Linked DNA regions of Mus musculus: all the other regions are linked to region 4. A link is a loop called in an ENCODE intact Hi-C map of the cell type or tissue named here. Cell type or tissue: heart. All regions are shown on one strand. Each heading gives the region's core, and the rest is flanking DNA. Links, peaks and the distances in the headings are about the cores only.

Region 1 (4,739 bases), core at 329-4,328, 310 kb after region 4:
TGTGTGTGTGTGTGTATTCATATACATGCATATATTTTTTATTCTATCAGTGCTGTTTCTCTAGAGAACCCTGACTAATAAAATAAAATTTTCTTTTAATGATTATAAGCTGGGTGTGGTGGCACACGCCTTTAATCCCAGCACTTGGGAGGCAGAGGCAGGCGGATTTCTGAGTTCGAGGCCAGCCTGGTCTACAAAGTGAGTTCCAGGACAGCCAGGGCTATACAGAGAAACCCTGTCTCGAAGAACCAAAAAAAAAAAAAAAAAAAAAAAATCACAGGTCTCAAGTTTTATTTTCTTTCATAACCACTGAGCCATCTCTCCAGCCCCCCACAACTGAGTTTCATACTGGCTCATTGATTTGCTTTGCCACCAGGGTAAGGTTTTTTTTTTTCACCCTCCATCCTCTTCTACATTTATTGTCAGATTTCTTGATGATAGCATTCTGTCTGGAGTGAGAATTAACTTATTCAAAGTAATTTTAATTTACAGTTCTCTGATAACTAGGGATGTTGAACAGTTTTAAAAGTAGTTATTGGTGTTTCATATTTGTGAGCCAATTCTGTCATAGTTTTTTTTTTTAAGTTTAAAAAACTCTTTAATGTGTATGTGGTGGTGAAGTGTATACAATGTAATTGGTAGTGGAAATGTGAAGTCCTAAGTGGAGCTTCATGGTTTAAAACAGCCATTCTAATTGTATAGAAGTTCGTGAAGATGAATCAGTTTGGTACTGGGCAGGTGTGAGCATGCTGTTGGCTGTGGTGAACTCTTTCATGACTTCCTAGCTACACTGCACTGAAATTTCTGAAGCCATGAGCCAACTGAAACCTTTCTATCAGATATTTTGGTTAGAGTGAGGAGAAAATTCATAAATACAGTCTCCCTTTTAAAATGCACATGAATACTATCCACCATAAAGCTGGAATACCTGCATTATGCTCAGAAAGAACGTACTTCAGAGTAATAATAACAGCAAAAAGTAGGTCAGTTTACAATGTAGATCTTTCCATAACAATAAAAACTTTCTCTGGCGGGTGATAAATAAGGGCAGTAGCAGCTGACAGACAGAAAAGAAATAGAGAATGAGCCATAATTATAGCCATATTTCAGTACTTTTTCAGTGCTGGGTATTGAACCCAGAGACTCATACATGATAGGCTGACATTTTTGTTTGTTTGTTTTAGGTTTTTCGAGATAAGGTTTCTCTGTGTAGCCCTGGCTGTCCTGGAACTCACTCTGTAGCCCAGGCTGGCCTTGAACTCAGAAATCCGCCTGCCTCTGCCTCCCAAGTGCTGGGATTAAAGGCGTGCACCACCACACCTGTCTTGGCCCTAGCCTTCTTATATGCCCTTTTTATGCCCGAAAAGACAAGCAAGACAGGAAACCAGAGCCATGTTGAAGATCAACTTAACTGACATTTATAAAATACTCTACACAATAACTGAACATACTTTATTACCAAAGCACAATTAACATTTACCACATCAGATGATACTCGGAAGCACGTGACAAGTTTTTTAAAAAATTATTTAAATGATTCAAATATAATTTATAAAGACTTTGCAAGTCAAGTGAAACGAAAACTCTTTATCGAAATAAGTGGGATTCAGTTAAGTTATTATTCATATAGTAAGTTATCAAACGACTCTAAGTATTATCACAGAAATGACCTCAGTTTGTGAATTAAGGTAGAAAAATTAAAAATTGAATAACTATTGAGTTCGAGGCCAGCCTGGTCTACAAAGTGAGTTCCAGGACAGCCAGGGCTATACAGAGAAACCCTGTCCCGACAAAACAAAAACAAAACAAAAACAAAAAAACAACCAAACTAAAAACAATGGGGGAAAAAAACCCAGAATAAATAACAAGAAAACCAAAAAGCAGTAAACAAATCATTACTTTCGGGATTGGGAACGGTCAGATTCTACGGGGACAAAACAGGGCTATTGTTTACAGATATTCATCAATAAATCAAGCAGTTTAGACAGTTTCACCAGATACTAAAGTTCTCTCAATGAGAAACAATGGTGGGTATTTGTTAGACAAGTGAGTGCGAGCTAGGGCAGGGTAATGTGTGGGTGGTTTTGGGGGCCTTAGAGGCATGATTTTGTCTCCAAGAAACTGTTTTTGTTTGTTTGTTGTTGAGGAGAACATCACCCACGATTTCATACTGATCTTTCCAGCAATGGGAAGGTTGGTTTTGGATATCTCCTGGAAGGCCCTCCATGGACAGAACAGGCCTCCTGGAAATGGCCAGCGGCACGTAACTTAGGAGGCGGCGCCAGCGGAGCGGGGTGGCCTACTGCCCTGCGGAAGGGCCGGGCTGTACCTTCCCTCGCCACCATCTCAGCAGCCGCCGCAGACTCCCTGGCTGGACCAGGGTGGGGCTGTGCGCCTGCGCAGCTCAGCAAACGCGCTCTCCAGTGTCGGCTGCCGGAAGTCTGACCTTTCGCTCCCGCTGATGATTCCTTTCCGGGGTCACGTTGATCTTCCGGGTCCTGTGACAGGGTTGTCTACGCCGCCTTTTCGGCGACTTTTTAGTCTTCCGCCTTTTTTTTTTTTTCCTCCCCCACCCCCCTTTCTTTTTGTTGTCGCCACCCCCAGCCTTCCACGGCCGCGCGGGCCTGGCCTTAGGCTCGTGACTCTCCGCCGCCCTGCCCGCCCGAGCTGGGCCTCGCTGCGCCGGGCCGCTGGCTGCTCCTACCTCTGCCTGCTCGGGCGGCAGCTCCGGCCTGGGAGCGTGTTGGCGGGCAGTGCCGCTGGGCCCCGCTCGGCCCTTCGGCGTGGACGCCGGTGAGTTTCAGGGCTTCGGTGGGGATGCACGAGTGCAGGCCCCGGTCCCCGGCCGGGCGCGTGAAACTTGGCTGAGACTGGCGCTGTGTTTTGCGCGGGAGAGCCTGGCGCTCCCCCGGAGCTCCCTGGATTAGGGGCGTTCCCAGGCCGCCGGACTTTGGGAAGAATGTTGGCCTTTCTCTGATCTGTCTTCTCGCTAGTTCTCATGTCGCCTCCCGCCCTCTCCTCACTCCCTAGACCGAAAGAGTAAGACTGTCTTGATACTCCCTCTTGGAGTTCCAAAAGGCAGTGGAGACCCAAGGTAAATGTCTAAATTAACGAACTCTTGTGGAAGGCATTTATCTCTGAGACAATTAAACAGCATGGAGTCATCTCAGTCAGGTCAGGACTGGCTGATGGTCGAATTCACTTTTCCTAGTCATATTTGTGGTTGGGCTCTCCTTTCTTTAACTGCTTAAGAACACAAGGGGCAATGTGTTTCCTGGTATCTGTGATTTAAGTTTCTTGTTTTGCCCTATTTGAGCGTTGTTTAAAGTAATTAGTTTGTTGATAAGAGGAAGAGGAAAAATTGTGCAGGTCAAACAGGATTGGAAATTTAACGTGTTTAGCGTATGGTTTTTGTGAAGTCACACTACCATCATAGTACATAGTTTAGTACTATAGGGCTTTGCTGTGTTAACAGCTATTAACACGGTTAATCTGTACTGATTAGTAACCTGTAATAGAAACACTGGTTGGTGTGAATTGCCCCAATTGTATGTGTTCGAGAAATACACAGACTCTGTGAAACTCTTAGATGGAATTTAATTTTTAATAAAAAGAATGCTCTGTTCAGAGCCTGAAGGTGGTTTTGACAGTGCATGCTGAGCAGGATCTGGGAGTTACACTTGTGTTGTAGAACAAAGAACTGATCCAAGACACTTAGAGTGCACACATAACTTGATTAAGCCATGCAGTTCTTGTAGGAAATTGCTACTTTCTCAGGAATCTTGGTGAAGAGACAGTTATGTAAACTTGAGTAGTCTATAACTTCTTGTTGAGATCAATTTGACTAAAGTTAATTCCAGTTGCAAATTAAGAGACCAAATACTGTTATCACTAGAAATACTCTGTTACTGTCTTGTCTCGTGTCTTCATTTACACATAAACCTGTATTAATCTTGCCTTGATTTAAGCATATTAGACAAAACAGTCTTTAAGGTTCTTTTCTCAAGGCAAGAAGTAGTACAATGCTTTTTAAAAACAGTACACATTTTACCTAGATTATCCTATTTTATTGTTTTGTACAGATTTAAAAGCCAGTAACTTTTAAGATATGAAAAGTAGGATACTATCTATTTCTGGATGTTACTATAAAATTTAGTCATACTACTACAGAAAATGTGAAATAACTTACAGGTAGTCTCTAGTGGGGGAAGCTTTTTAAAGACTATAACGAAAATGGTTAAAATTTTATGAAGTTCTGATATAGTGATGATAGTTTCACTTGATCTTATTTCATTAAACTATTTTACAAACATCTCTTGTGTTTTGTTTTGCTATTCAGTCAGGATCTCTCTCTATAGCTTTAGCTAGCCTAGACCTTACCATGTTTTTGGACCAGGCAGGCCTTGAACTCACAGAGATCTGCCTCCCTCTGTCTTTTAAGCAATGGGATCAAAGGTTTGTATGCCACCACACCTGGCTCCTTTGTGTTTTTGCAGTAGATTATTGTTTTAATATCATTACAATCATTGAAGTATATTAGAAAACAGTTTTGAAATCTCTGGGTTTTGATTAACTTTCTTATCTCTAGAGGATTGTTTAGGCTATGGGGGTGGGGGGTGTAAGCCTAGAATGCTGTTGGTTAACTTTCTTAGGAATGGTTCTGTTTGAAGTCTGTCAGGTAAGTTTGGCTTAAGGGTCAGGATTCCTGAGAGAACCTGACTAGTATTTTATTTTAGGAC
Region 2 (4,739 bases), core at 470-4,469, 98 kb after region 4:
GTGGTATTCTTTGATATTCAGAAACTCATAGATAAAATCATATGTTTTCAAAATTCTATCCATCAAATAAATTTTATTACCTGATTTCTCAGAGAAGTATCTCATCTCTGAGCATGTGTACCCAAAAGATTCCTTCTATAATAGACAGGTGAGGGAAATACCCTAAGGTTGATGGAGGTGACAGGCAGGATGGAATAGCACAGAGAATACATGGTGGTCCAGTGTCTGATACACATGTGTCAGAGACACCTTACTGTAGAAACTACCTTTAGAAACAAACGATTTATTTTCATTCTAATATAAATTAGTATGTATGTATTGACATACATACACATAAATATAAAACATACTAAAGAATCTGTTTGAGTGAGAAAGATGGGTTAATCTGCTTAATTTGTATTTAACAATTCAATCATTTGGGGTACAAACAAAAAAAATTGGGTGCATTCATTGACTCCAGAGTTAGGTACCCAAGCATACACTAAGAAGAACCCTCTTCACTATCACAGGCATTGTACAGCAAGATACACGATTCTGATGCAGTTCCTACTCGCAGAGCAGGCAGCACTTGGCTTACTTTTAAATTGTTTTGTGAAAGAAATGTATCATATAAAGAAATGCATGTTTGCTAAATGTCTTAAAATTACATCAAAAAAACAGTAAAACCTGCTCTTGGAGAAGAGTCTGTTGAAGGTATCTCCTGTTTTGAAATGCCTAGTTAACAGTTCAAAATATAGCCTTGTGAAGTTTGAATAAAGACATGGTTTCTGTGAAGACCCATCTGCCACAGTCACAATTTAGATGCAGTCCTCTCGGCTTGACCGCTAGGTGGAAGTGGCCGTCCTTGAAAACAGTTATATACCTTAAAATTATCTATAATAAACAGTGCCCCCTAACCATTATTTTTCATAAATTGAAATGCATTGATCACTCAGAAAAGATTTCTTGCCAAATATATAAATAAATGTAACTGCATATTTTCTGTAAATATACTTAACATTGCTAGACTAAACCGTCAAGGACGGACTGCTGTATTTCAGTTCTGTGTGTCAAATTTACTATAAATTTAAAAAGAAAAATATCTGAGGGACTCAGCTGCCTTTGTTTAGTTGGCTTTAAAATGTATAATAAACTGGGAGACAGTATCCTCTCATAAATACATGGAATCAATATGGAAAAGTAAACTATATAACAGACAAGATTGGAGATAGCAGAGTGTACCAGAGTAGTCACTAGAGTGAAAACACTCTCAGTACAAAAAGGGAAGAACTCCAGACACCCGTTGATAGTGAGTTTCACTTAGAGGCATAGCTCCCCAACTCCTGGCAAGGATTAATTGGTAATGGCCCTTTCTCAGCAGCGAAAAATTATCCTGAGAAATTATTCAGATAACAACAAAGACAGGGCTTCCATTACTAAGTTTTTGCACAAAACACAGCTGTAGATATCATAAATAAATTTAAAAAGCATATAATCTTCACTGTGTTGAACAAAAGAGGAGAAGGGACCCAGACATTGTTAATTCTCCCATTGGCTAATATCAGGGGGAAAAGATTGCATTAAAGTGTCTACTTATAACTTTCCAGTTAACTATGGCCAATATACATGGAGGTAATTTGTAGTTCAAGTTTTTCATGTCTTTTTTTTTCCCCAACTAGCTATAAGCTAAATTCTAAAATTTATACTGAAATATACAATTCCAATTTTCAAAACACCCTCCTCCTGGAGGAATGATATTCAAAAAATTTTGTGCAATCTTGGTACGGAGCCCAAACAGTCCTAGGAAGACAGACAGCATCTCTCCATCTATTGGCACTGAAATTTCACTCTCTTTAGCTGCATTCCAGTAGCTTGGCCAAATTATCTCGTAATTCTGTTAGTTCAAATATTTTTCCATCCAGAATTTCTAGGAGTGTCTTCAGGTTACTGCGGAAAGCCTCTTGTTCGTTCTGGCTCTTCTCCAGGCGCTGTTCTAGGTCAGACAGCTGCCCCTCCAGGTCTTTATTTCGAATTTCAACTTCCTTCAGAAAGAAAAGTATAACACACATACATGTCAGTTCATCCTTCAGACGACAATGCATTCCTACCATTCCTAGTGTCCTCCTGTAAGTCTGACAATCAGGCTGTGCCTCTGACATTCAACTTCATACAATTTAAGGAGATTTGTATTCAGCCATCTCAGAAAGCCACGGCTTGGTTATGATACACCTGACCTCTCATCAATAGCAAACCGCTGCTCCTGTTTCACGCCATGCAGTTACAGGGCAAGCACAACACCCTTGTTGTGGAAGATTATGTACAACTCCATTTTATTGCTACTCCTACGTAACTGAGAAATAAGATGAGGGTAGGCAGAGACAAGAAGGAAGTAAGTTCTAACCAGTAACTCTAAAGTTAGAGTTAGAAAGGAAGCAACTCCCTAAAATGAGAGTGCAACTTGGTCTTATACTGATCCTGATCTCACAGTCAGGATCAAAGGAATGTATGTTTAAGAATATATAATTGTTCAACTCTAGAGACTAAAATGCATAGATACAGTAACTGCATGTAACAGAAGTATAAAGTTGCCAATTCTATGCTGGCAATCCAGGAAAGAGAGAAATGACAACAAGAAAGCAAAATTTTGTGACAACACAAAATCTATGGCAAATACTAGATAATGAAGCAAGTCCAAAAAGCCAAAATTACATGAGTGATGATTTAGCTTAAGCTTTAAAAAAATCAAATTTAGAGTTGGCTCAGCAGTTAAGAGCACTGGCTATTCTTCTATAGGACCAGGATTCAATTCCCAGCACCCACATGGCAGCACACATCCATCTGTAACTCCAGTTCCAGGGAATCCAATGCCATCTTCTGGCCTCCACAGGCATTGCATGCATGTGGTACATAAATATGCATGTTGACAAAACATTCATACACATAGAAATAAAGATGTAAATGAAGGAATTCTGCTGTTTGCATTAGGAATACTTTTTTCTCCATATTATTTTTTTTCACAATATTTTCAAAAATGGAAGCGTTTAGAGCCAGCAAGATGCTCACCAGATAAAGATTCTTGTTTCCAAAACTCACAACCTGGGTATAGTATTGCACACCAGTACTAGGGAAGCAGAGGCAGATAGATCTCTGTGAGACCAAGGTTAGCCTGGTCTACAGAGTGAGTTTCAGGACACCCATAGCTACATAGTGAGACCTTGACTCATTCACTCACATACACATACACCATACACACATAGTGGAAATTTACAATCCACTGTGGCAAACACATAATAAATATATAAATGTAATTAAAACATTGAAGTCTTGAGAAAAAGATTTGGGTAAACTGATTTGAAAACATTAAATAAAGTAACAATTGGCCGGGCAGTGGTGGCGCACGCCTTTAATACCAGCACTCAGGAGGCAGAGGCAGCCTGAGTTCGAGGCCAGCCTGGTCTACAGAGTGAGTTCCAGGACAGCCAGGGCTATACAGAGAAACCCTGTCTCAAAAAACCAAAAAAAAAAAAAAAGAAAAGTAACAATTGATAATCCTCATCATAACCATGTGATCTGACATTATAGCATGCTTAGATGAGCTCCAATGTGTAGAAGAATCAAGAGGGAAACAGCACAGCTACAGTTTATAACTTAAGAGTCTAACAGCCCAGTACAATCTCAAAGTGTTTGCTACTTGATGTTAGCCACTTCAACGTTAGTCTTGCATGTTTTTAATCAATCTTCGAATAATCTGCAAAGTGAAGACATCTAATAAAAAATTTGAAATTAATAGTAATAAATTTAGAAGCTAAATCCATAGAGGCTGTAAACTATTAGAGAGGAAGAAGTCCTGTGATCAAATGTGAAAATTGCACTCATGACTGCAGAGTGTTCTTTTGCATTTCAACAAGCTTAAGGATTGAATGTTTCCAGCTACAGAAATAGACTGAACGTCACTCCTCATCATGTCCAGCTCACAGCCACTGCCCAGTTTGCCCTCTACAGCGTCCCTTAGAAATGAAAGGCCCCTTGTTCTCTTCTCCACCCAATGTAACATCCAAACATTTTAAATGGAACCTCACAAAACACTATTTCTTCAGTTGTTTAAAGCCGCACTATACTCTTTAGATGAATGTCCTACTCCAAGACAGGCCTCTGTAGGAAATGTACTAGTTAGGTAACATAGCAGCACTCACACTATACAGATGGCTGTGACCTATTTTTAGATGGGGAGAATATGTTCTAGGTAAGAATAGATAACCTAGAGAGTAGGGGCCAAGTAGTGTGACTGAAGTGACAGCCAGCACTCGCCAGTCTCCTTCTGGCCTTTGCTGCTCTCCCCGGGCTTGCCTTCTACCATTGCTTTTGTCAGTTAATTTCCTCATCTTTAAGGCACACGAGGGCCACCAATTTCATGCTGCACATGAAAAAAAATAATAGAACAGAATCTCAAATTCCTTTGTTAAGAGACTCAAAATAGATTTTTTTTTTAAATTACATATTAAAACTATAGCCAATGGGACCGGCTATACTAATTTTCACTACATTTAAATCCTACACCATTCAATCTAAATAAAAGCCATACAAAAATTGTCTTGACATCTGCCTCGCAGATTATACTTAAGATATCAAGTATGCACTTAAGATATATCTTATAATAGACTATGAACATTTACACATATCAGGATATTTCAATCGACAAGAGAAGCGTCAATAACTCATATCTACACAGCAGTAAAAGAAATGTATGTATTTTGAAGACG
Region 3 (4,739 bases), core at 348-4,347, 350 kb after region 4:
GTCTTCACTCGACTCCCTGGGACACTGTCTGAGGGGTGGCTGTACTGTTTATAGCACTTCACAACTGACTTTGATAGACTCTGGAGGTTGCTTTAGATTTTGTGTTGAAACAATACATTTTGCACTGTTGTAACAGGAACACTAACAACAGTTAGTGACTTGTTTATGGACTATTTGAAAGTCTCTGACTTAAATATTTTGGAAAAAATGGAGTTTCTTCTGCTTTCTGATAGCACAGTGAACCTGTGCACTGTGGCTTCGCCTGTTTTCCTGGTTTTATTTTCCTCATGATAGGAAACAGCAGAAAACGGAAACATCAACGTTGAGATTATATCCTACTTGTAGAATCAGATTTCCGTGGATTATAATCTAAACTGGAATTTTTAGGCAGTAAGCCACTACAAAGTGTTTTAGATAAGACAATAAAGTTATAAATAAAAGTTTAATGTTTATACAAAAATCTTTTTTAGTATTTCTCTTCCACATGAAAGTAGTAGTTCAGATGCAAGCTAAGCTGTTTAATAAGATTGTTTTTAGTTTATGTAAATACTTGTAAATTGGTCAGTACCTGTATTGTACATTTAAATATAAAAAGTAATCTTGAAGGCAGTTTTAACTTTTTCAAAGATTGCAAACTTCTTGTAGGCCTACAGTGGTACAATTTGTACCACTAAACTATTTTTTGCAGACCAATTAAAAAACTAAAACTTTCACTTTGTTTGACTTACAAAGGGTGCATATTTTCTTTTTTCTTTTTAAGTTTAAATTTTTGTATGCTGTCAAATGGAATAAAGTTTATATCTGGACATTGTTGAGGTGTTATTTTTCTGTGCAGTTGTTTTTGTGATATTAAGGCTGTAATTATCTTAACTGATCGGAACCTAATCGTGCTTGATTATTGAATGCGAAGAGTGTCTGGGACGAAGCTCATCTGGAGCCTGTGAACCACATTACTTCTGTGTTATAATTAGGATTAGAGCTTTCTCTATGGGTCAGTTTTTTAGAATACTGATCTGTAGTACTTTTGATGCAGTTTAAAAAAATTTACATATGATTTTTTTTCTTGGAAACATTTCTAAGATTTATCCCACATTGTGCAGCGCTTTCTCAGAGTGTATTGAGTATAACAGTTCAGTGTGACCTCAGGTAATGTTTGTCAATCATAGTCCCTTGGGGACGGGTGTTCTACTCTGCAGCACTATGGCATTTAATAAAGCCTCAGACTTTGCCGTAGTGTGGACTCTTGCATTGCCACCATGTTGTTTTCAGTGGTTCCACTCTCCTAGTCAGACTATTTGTTGTAACAAATAGACAAAAGGCTTAAGAAATCTGCATACTGGAATCCATGAGCCAGCACTTAAGATCATATACTCAGGGCAGTCCAGCTGTATCAGCTAAAGGTGTTTGGTTTTTTACAATTTCTTTTCAGTGCTAGGGATTAAACACAGCCGGTGTCTGCTACGCAAGTGCTCCACCCATTGAGCATTTCCCCAGCTGGAGACTTAAAATCTTTTCAATTTCAAGTGAATACTACATTTTTTGTTTGGATGTGCTGTTAAAATATTGTTAGTATTAGACGTGTGGACTCTAAATAATTCTAAATTTTGAGTTAGTTTGAAATAGGGTCTTGGCAAAATCAGTGGTAAAAGAGGATGCCTATCTATACCTCTCTGTCCTCAGACCCGATGTACAGCACACAAGCTGATGTAACTGGAGAATAATACCCTTAGTTTCCATCTCATTTAACAATTGTAAGAATCTGCGATGATTAAAATAAAGGTTTGGAGATCTAGCCGTCTTTCTAACCGTTGTACTAAACAGGTCTAGGCCTTTTCAGAAACATTATCTTACAAACAGAAACAATCATATTCAAAAGACTGCTTTGAGTTCCTGGAGAGGAGCAGGAGTTCAAACATGGAGATTTCAGAGAAAGGTGGTGATCTTGAATAAGTGAACAGGTGGGCCTCTCAGGCAGAAAGAATTCACTTGATACTGTGTAAATACCTGATTTCTAAAAGTGGATTAGTCAGGATTTGATCTCTATGAGGATCTTGGGCTTTCGTCCTAGAGCAGTGGTTGACAGGTTAAGCACTGGCTTTACTTGATCCAATGAGATCTTAGTCCCCTAGGGCGCTAGTTTGTTTCCATTGTCACAGTAAGAGCAGTGGGGCCTTAAGCTAGCTACAAACCATAACGTTATCTTCTCTGGATGCTGCCTCATTTGGCACGAAGCACCCGCAGCTCAGCTAGAAGTGTAAGAACCACCAGGCCACTAGATGGAAGGCTGGGCTGGTGGGTCCTTTTGACGCTCAACACTGCTTTCTGCCCTGGCCACAAAGGCCGCTGAAGATCTGCCAAAACGGGCGGGGAAGTTGGCAGGGACTGGAACCAGAGGAAGCTGAGCCAGGGCCGCAGAAGCTCCGTGGCGAAACTTTCTTGACGCCTTCTATTTAAAGGCTTGGGGCGACCCCGCCCCGCGCGCCGGGAACCCAAGCAGCCCCGCGGGCCCTGGCAAAGTGCAGTCAGACGGAGAACACCGGGCGAGGCGTGGGCAGCTCCGACTCCGGCCAGGACAGGCGCGATGGAGAGCGGCGACAGCGGACTCGCAGCCCAGGGCTTCCTAGGATGGGGTGCAGACGAGGAGGTGGCCCAGGAGCTGGAGACGGAGGAGGAGTCGGAGGGCGAGGGGGAGGAGACGGCGGCCGAGTCGGAGGAGGAGCCCGACGCCAGGTAGCCTGAGCGGGAACCGCCCGGACCTAACAAAGCTGTCCACTCCACAGGTGTCCCGCCGGGCCAGTGGCCACCCCCCCCCCCCCAACCTTTTCCTTTCCCTTTCCAACCTCAGAAGTTCATTTCCCCGGAGCCAAGCACACTGTCTGGGACGCGCCGCCTTCTTTAAAAACTTGAAGGTGCAAGGTGCTTGCTGTCAGCAGGAGTGACAGGTCCGCCTGCAGCAAAGTTCACAGTCGGCCCCCACCCCCTCCCCCACCCCCGCCTCCCAGCTCCTTGTGACTTGCTCGTTTATTCTTGGAGACTTACTTGGGGTTCTGCCTAACCGCAAAACTGTGCTGGAATACTTGCCTCTGGCTCCCCGCCCTGGATCAATCTTGCCTGCCTGAGCTTGGGGAAGGGTCTGGAGTCAGAAGGCTCTGTCCATTACCTTCAAAGGTATGGCAGCCTCCTAGAGTTCTAGCGCTGGGCTAGTTTGCTGTATGGAAGCTATTTTGGTGCAAACATCCCATACACTCCTTAGAGGGAAGAATCATGAAGGCCAGGTGTGGCTGGCCTGCCCTTGTGATTCCAATAATAGAAAGGCAGAAGCAGGAAGACTGATTTCCAGGCCAGCTGGGCTCTCCTGGGTGATGTTTTAGCAACGTCTGTCCTAAAAGTCGTTCTGGTCCTAAATATCTATCAATAAGGCGAATGAGATTAAGTAATACTATATACATACATACGTGTGTGTGTGTGTGTGTGTGTGTGTGTGTGTGTGCACGCATTAAGGCTTTCTACTTTGTCTCTACTTTGTCCCTTTTCATCCAGCCCTAAAATGACAATAGTAGTATGGATGTTTTGTTTAATCGTAAGCATGTCATCAATGGTATCTCTTCCTGGGTGGTCCTATCAAAAGGCTTTGGGGGTGGCAAGTGATGGTTTATCATTTCAGAATGCCCAACCAAGACCAGAATTGTTCAAGTTGGAGTAGCCCAAGAGTGGCATTGAAGGCTGGGGAGATGGCTCCGCTGGTAAGGTGCTTGCCTTGTGAGCTCAAGGACTGGAGCTTAATCCCCAGTTCCTATGGTCAATACCTGCAGTACTGGCGGAAAGCCCAGCACTGTGGCTTGTGCTTGTTATCTCTGTTAGGGAGATGGAGACAGAATCCCTGAGGCTCACTGTGCTGTCAGTGAGTTCCAGGCTGGTGGTGATGGCTTTTTCTTTTTAAGGTAAACTGTACATGAGGGATTGGTCTCCACATGCGTATACATGTAGTCCCGTGTACATGTATAGGGTACCGCCAATTGCAGAAAACCATCAGCTGGAAATCTTGAAGCAACTACCAAGAAGGAAACACACTCTACCCTCAAAAACTTTGCAGGAAACGATAGAAATTATGAGTATTATGACTATATGCTGAGGAGGACTTTATGCTATATAAACACTGTACTGTGGAAGGTCAGAATGAGGGCAGAAGGTCTAGAATCAGCGAGCACTGGCTCCAGACTGGATATCAGAGGATGGGCAGGAGATGCACGAAGGAAGGGCAGAGGGGAAGGTGCCCATGGGAAATGGGAGAGGGAGGAGGAGGAGGACCAGCAACCCAGGCATGCAGAGAAGAGGTTCTCACAGTGACATGTGGGACACCCATATCCCTGCTCAGCCACTATTTCCCAGAATAACGAGCTCATCTACACTACAACTGGGTCACCTGACAGTTTCAAGCACCACTTCTGAGTTGTCCCTTGCCAAACAAAAGCTAAGACCTTCTAGTGAGGATTTATCTGTGGTAATCTCAGCCTGTTCTGACCATAGGCAGAAAAGTAACCACGGCAAGGAAACGTGTCAGAATAAGCTGAGGGGAAATGGTAGGAGGTGATGGAGACCTGTTTGAGCTAGAGGGTGAGTGACTCAATAGGACTTGAGGGCACTGACAACAGGCAGATAGCAAAGTTGGATGTCAGAAGAGAGTCTATGAAGAGGCAGCACAAAGACAGCATGGACCATGGTGGGGTGCTAGGAAGGCA
Region 4 (4,739 bases), core at 400-4,399:
TACAGTAACATGTCATGGGAATTTGGCTTGTTTCTTTTCATTTGTCGGCTAACAATGACTAAGATAGGGGAAACTTGAAACAGCGAGACTTCCCATTTGAAAAAGCACAGTGGCAAGTATGTTAGGGGAAAATACTTAACACCTGTGTAAACATGAACCCGTTTCCCCTCCGTGGTTTGTGATAAGTCACAATTTTATAGCAGTAGATAGGTATGACAGTTAATCCATGTACATCAAATGTTGCTCTGTTTTGTGTGAGGTAGACTAACCTTGTGGCTCAGGCTGACTACAGGAGGCAATCCTACCCCAGACTCCCAGATGGTAGAATTGAGGTATAGCTACCAAGCCTGGCATTGATTTCTTTTAGGCATATTTAGCCTGCATTCTGCAGATTTATAAATGTATTGAATAAAGAGAGCTGGTGATTTCAAACTCTATCACAAAAAAAAAACAAAAAAACAAAAAAACAAAAAAACTAAGCAGTTATCTTTTTATCAAAAGGACAATTTTTCTGTAACGTTACTTGCTGAAGACTCCAATTTGCAGTGGGTTTCTTTCCTTTAGCATTTTATTTATTTTTGTGTTGCTGGAAATTGAACTCAGGATTTCATGAGTGCTTTGTAAGTACCCCAAGCACTGAGTAACACCCCAGACCCCTCTCCTCTCCTCCCCTCCCCCTCCTCTCCCTCTCCTTCCCTCCTCTCCCTTCCCCTCTTCCTCCTCTTCCCCTTCCCTCCCTCTTCCCTCTCCCTCTCCCTGTAGACCAGCTGGCTATGAACTCCCAGAGATCTGACTGTCTCTCCCTACTGAGTTGTGGAATAAAGGAGTGGGCCACCATACTTGGGTCTCTCCCAGCGTTTTCAAAGGTGCTTTTGATTTGCACGGAAGAGCTGACACATATGTACAAGCTTTGAAAATATGCAGCTCATTATAAGAATTCCAAAAGGTTGAAGTCATTTTTATCTTTTTCTGAATCTTGCTGTGTGTGTGTGTGTGTGTGTGTTTGGTCCAAGAGTAGGCATGGGTTTCAAAGCAGATGTTTAAAGTTTAAAATGTTCAGCAAGGCGGTGGTGGCACACGCCTTTAATCCCAGCACTTGGGAGGCAGAGACAGGCAGATATCTTAGTCCGAGGCCAGCCTGGTCTACAAAGTGAGTTCCAGGACAGCCAGGGCTACACAGAGAAACCCTGTCTCCAAAAAACCAAAACCAAAACAAAAAAAAAAGTTCAGCCAAGAGATAGGTCTAAAACTTTTGACTATCAATTTAGATGTCAGGCCAATACAAAACTGTGTGTAGCTGACAACGTGAGGGTGACTCAGATGATTTTCACACGTTTTAGAAATGTGGCTTAAAGTAAAAGAACTAATTCCTATTATACATTAGTGCCTGCTTGATGCCTTAGACACTGACAGGAAAGATGACGCCAATAATATAAAGTGGATTATAAACCTACTAGACAATATTAGGAATGTTTCAACACAATTTAGTATGAATAATTGGATTTTTCTGGCTGGTTTTTGAAACAAGGTCTTTTGTAGCCCCTGCTGGCCTTGAATTACCATATCTGGTTGCCTCTACTCACCAAGTGTTGGGATTATAGTTATGCACTGCCTTGCCAGGCTGATAAAAACTTTTTGTTTGTGCTTTCTGGGAACTCTGATAACTGAATACAATGTCAAAACTTTAGTGCAGTGACTGCCCAAAGAGATTCTCAGAACAGTACACAACGAGGAAAGCCGAAGCAATAAAAGAAGGATAAATTGAGACAAATGTTCACGCTCTTTAGGACGTGACTGAATTTTCCTACTGTTTTCGTATTCTCCTGAGTTGTTTTGCATACATGTCTAACTTAAATTGTGTCTGAAGGATGTCAGGGGAGAATGGAACCCTTTGGCTTAGCCTTGTAAAGCAAGGCAGAGTTCCCGGACTGTTTAGGACGCGTCTGAACACAGTTGGCGATCCAGATTCACTTAGGGTGAAGGAGGGCTACATCAAGGTCCTTGAACAAAGTCTCAGAGTCCCTCTGCCTTTGCTCCTCTTGCCGGGGGTTCAAAGCAACCTGTGCGGCCGGGCACACCAGTCTCTCATCTTGCAGAAAAGCGTCATCCCGCAGCCACAGACTCCGGGCCGGGAAAAAGGGGGCAGGGCTGGGGCCAGGAACGCGGCGGCGCGCAGGCGCGGCTGGAGGGACGCGGAGGGGGGCGGGGCGCCGCCGGGCGGGCGGGACGCGCGCCGCCGCTCCCGTTGCCGCTGCTGCCGCCGCCGCGTCAGCAGCGTGCCGCACGTGCCCGTGTTTACGTCCCTCGTGGAGCCGCAGACGTCACAGCCGAATGGCAACATTGTGGCGACGCTGAGACTAGCGCTTTAGGAGTCTGCTTTCTGGTTCTGGTTCTGGCTGGCTGGGCGCTGTTGGCCGGGGGCAGAGGGGCGGCGGGGAGGTAGGCCCCGGCGGGCGAGCGGCGGACGCGCGCCTCAGCACGCAGCCCCGCGGCTCCGCGCAGGCCGGTCCGGCGGCCCAGGGCCCTGCGCTGCGGCAGCGAGCGGCTTGTAAACAGATCCGGCCGCACGTGACCATGTGAACTACCTGCTCCGGGCCGCGTATTGTCTCTTCTGAGAGCCGCACCACAAAGGAGCCGGTGGGTGAGCGGCCGGCGCGCTAAGATGGCTGCAGGCGCCCCGCAAGGGTGAGCTGGGGGCGCGGCCACCGCGGAGACTCGGCCGGGCGGGCGACCCCCCTCGCCGGGCACCGGAGCTACCATGTCGTTCGCGCTGGAGGAGACACTCGAGTCCGACTGGGTGGCGGTGCGGCCCCACGTATTCGACGAGCGCGAGAAGCACAAGTTTGTGTTCATTGTGGCCTGGAACGAGATCGAAGGCAAGTTTGCTATAACCTGTCACAACCGGACGGCCCAGAGACAGAGGAGCGGTTCCCGGGAACAGGCGGGGACGCCCGCGTCTGATGGGAGTCGCGGTCCGGGCAGCCCCGCGGCCAGGGGTCGGTCAGAGGCCGCTGCCTCTGCTACAGCAGCGCTCCGGAGTCCCGGGCCACGGAAAAGCCAGGCCTGGGCCGAGGGCGGCTCTCCGCGCAGCGCGCGCAGCCTGAAGGGGGATCCTCCTCGGGGTCCCGCGGGCAGAGGACCGGAGAGTCCTCTCCGTAGCCCCGCGCGGGCTAAGGCCAGCCCGCTCCGCAGAAGCGCCGAATCCCGAGATGCGACCGCCAGTGCCACGCCAGCCCCGCCGGCGCCCCCGGTGCCCCCGGTGTCGTCGGTGCGGGTGGTGAGTGCCTCCGGGGCGGTCTCCGAGGAGATCGAGGTCCTGGAAATGGTGAGGGAGGACGAGGCGCCACAGCCGCTCCCGGACTCGGAGCAGCCGCCGTCTGCCGCGGAGCTGGAGTCTCCGGCCGAAGAATGCAGCTGGGCCGGGCTTTTCTCCTTCCAGGATCTGCGAGCCGTGCATCAGCAGCTGTGCTCGGTAAACTCCCAGCTGGAGCCGTGTCTGCCGGTGTTCCCCGAAGAGCCGTCAGGCATGTGGACGGTGCTGTTTGGGGGCGCCCCCGAGATGACCGAGCAGGAGATCGACGCTCTATGTTACCAACTCCAGGTATACCTGGGCCACGGCCTGGACACGTGTGGCTGGAAGATCCTTTCTCAGGTTCTTTTCACCGAGACGGATGATCCGGAGGAGTATTACGAAAGCCTCAGCGAGCTGCGGCAGAAGGGCTATGAAGAGGTGCTTCAGCGGGCCAGGAGGCGCATCCAGGAGGTGAGTGCGGAGTCCGAGCAGCGGTCCTAGTTTTCACGTCTCACTGCCAAGTGTTGGAGCCTGGGTTTGGGGTCTGCGAAGTGTCTTCTTTTCTAGCCGCGGGAAAAGGAAGAACAGGAGGGCTCCTGATCGGCTTTCTTTACTTATCTCAGCGATGGATCTTTGGGAAGTTTTGAGTTTTTTTACCCCTCCAAAAAGTACCCAGTTTACTAAAAATACAGGTAGAGATAAAAGCATTTAGAAAAACAGGTATTCTGTAATCTTAAACTAAATGAATGTTACTCTCCCCCTAAAGTAGCTTGCCCAGACATTAGCTCTTCTTTCAGGGTGTCATGTTTATGTACTGAAAATTGTTGTCTTACCGATCAAAGTTGATCTGCTTTTGTTTGCCTTGTGTGCTCTGGCAACATAGGTAAGTATGAAATTTTACTTTTCAGCGTTTTGCGGTGCTCAAAGTGTACCACTGAACTACACCCAGCCCTAAATTTATTTTTTAAAAAGTGTGTTGACTTGACCAAATGAGAATTGACATAAGTAAGATTTTAGACTATGAAGTCTTTACAGATGGCTCAAGTTTCACTCCTGTTTTAGGGAGAAGGTAGGTCAAGGGCAGGAATGCTTTGAGCTTTTATATGTAGTGTGAACACTTTAACATACTTCTTGAGTCTTTAAATAACAGGAAATAAAGGCTATACGTAGTGAGCTCTTCAGTGTGTGTTTATAGTCATGCCTCTTCTGTAGAAATGTACTAAAAAGTGTAATTTAATAAGGTGACTTCTAATGGGCAATATACAATTTTTCAAAGCAATTTGTTTTAATGTCACAGTATTTTGTGCTTGAACTTGGGATGGAGAGAAGCTCTGTTTCATGGAGTTTTTATTCCTGAATTGCTGTCATTTGTATGTATATTTAACTGATATTAGGCCAGGAACCTGGAATGTTCTTAGTTTCTTACTAGAATATTTGGTGTTTGACT

The links. Hi-C counts contacts between places; a loop is a spot of excess contacts. Peaks named below come from ENCODE experiments on the same cell type or tissue, not always from the same donor. Only the 100,000 strongest peaks of a DNase experiment are listed, where the experiment ranks them.
Region 1: a loop joins it to region 4, with 2.2 times the contacts of the local background. A loop is called at or near these places in 2 of 42 quality-filtered maps.
Region 2: a loop joins it to region 4, with 2.3 times the contacts of the local background. A loop is called at or near these places in 3 of 42 quality-filtered maps.
Region 3: it touches region 4 in a loop (4-fold over the local background); 2 of 42 quality-filtered maps call a loop at or near these places.

The regions. Positions count from the first base shown.
Region 1 is chr13:93,190,148-93,194,886 of GRCm38, reverse strand. Tent2 (terminal nucleotidyltransferase 2) reads left to right here and starts at 2,470. Exons shown (of 15, transcript NM_133905.3): 1 at 2,470-2,793. In heart, for the core only: a CTCF peak has its summit at 2,331; a DNase peak (open chromatin) is centred at 2,356; H3K4me3 peaks cover 2,446 bases; H3K27ac peaks cover 2,286 bases.
Region 2 is chr13:93,399,323-93,404,061 of GRCm38, reverse strand. Homer1 (homer scaffolding protein 1) reads right to left here. Exons shown (of 10, transcript NM_147176.4): 10 at 1-2,021. The coding sequence ends at 1,833. Among named protein-coding and RNA genes, the nearest start is that of Gm6109, 47 kb to the left of the region's middle. In heart, for the core only: a CTCF peak has its summit at 2,859 (motif pointing left); a DNase peak (open chromatin) is centred at 4,261; H3K27ac peaks cover 1,309 bases.
Region 3 is chr13:93,142,349-93,147,087 of GRCm38, reverse strand. Cmya5 (cardiomyopathy associated 5) reads left to right here and starts at 2,364. Exons shown (of 13, transcript NM_023821.3): 1 at 2,364-2,730. The coding sequence starts at 2,582. Tent2 (terminal nucleotidyltransferase 2) reads left to right here. Exons shown (of 15, transcript NM_133905.3): 15 at 1-1,233. In heart, for the core only: a CTCF peak has its summit at 2,278 (motif pointing right); DNase peaks (open chromatin) are centred at 2,387 and 3,207; H3K4me3 peaks cover 2,083 bases; H3K27ac peaks cover 2,389 bases.
Region 4 is chr13:93,497,326-93,502,064 of GRCm38, reverse strand. It overlaps Jmy (junction-mediating and regulatory protein), which reads left to right and starts at 2,257. Exons shown (of 11, transcript NM_021310.3): 1 at 2,257-3,763. The coding sequence starts at 2,759. In heart, for the core only: no CTCF peak of the experiment used is centred there; DNase peaks (open chromatin) are centred at 2,314, 2,574 and 3,454; H3K4me3 peaks cover 2,961 bases; H3K27ac peaks cover 2,713 bases.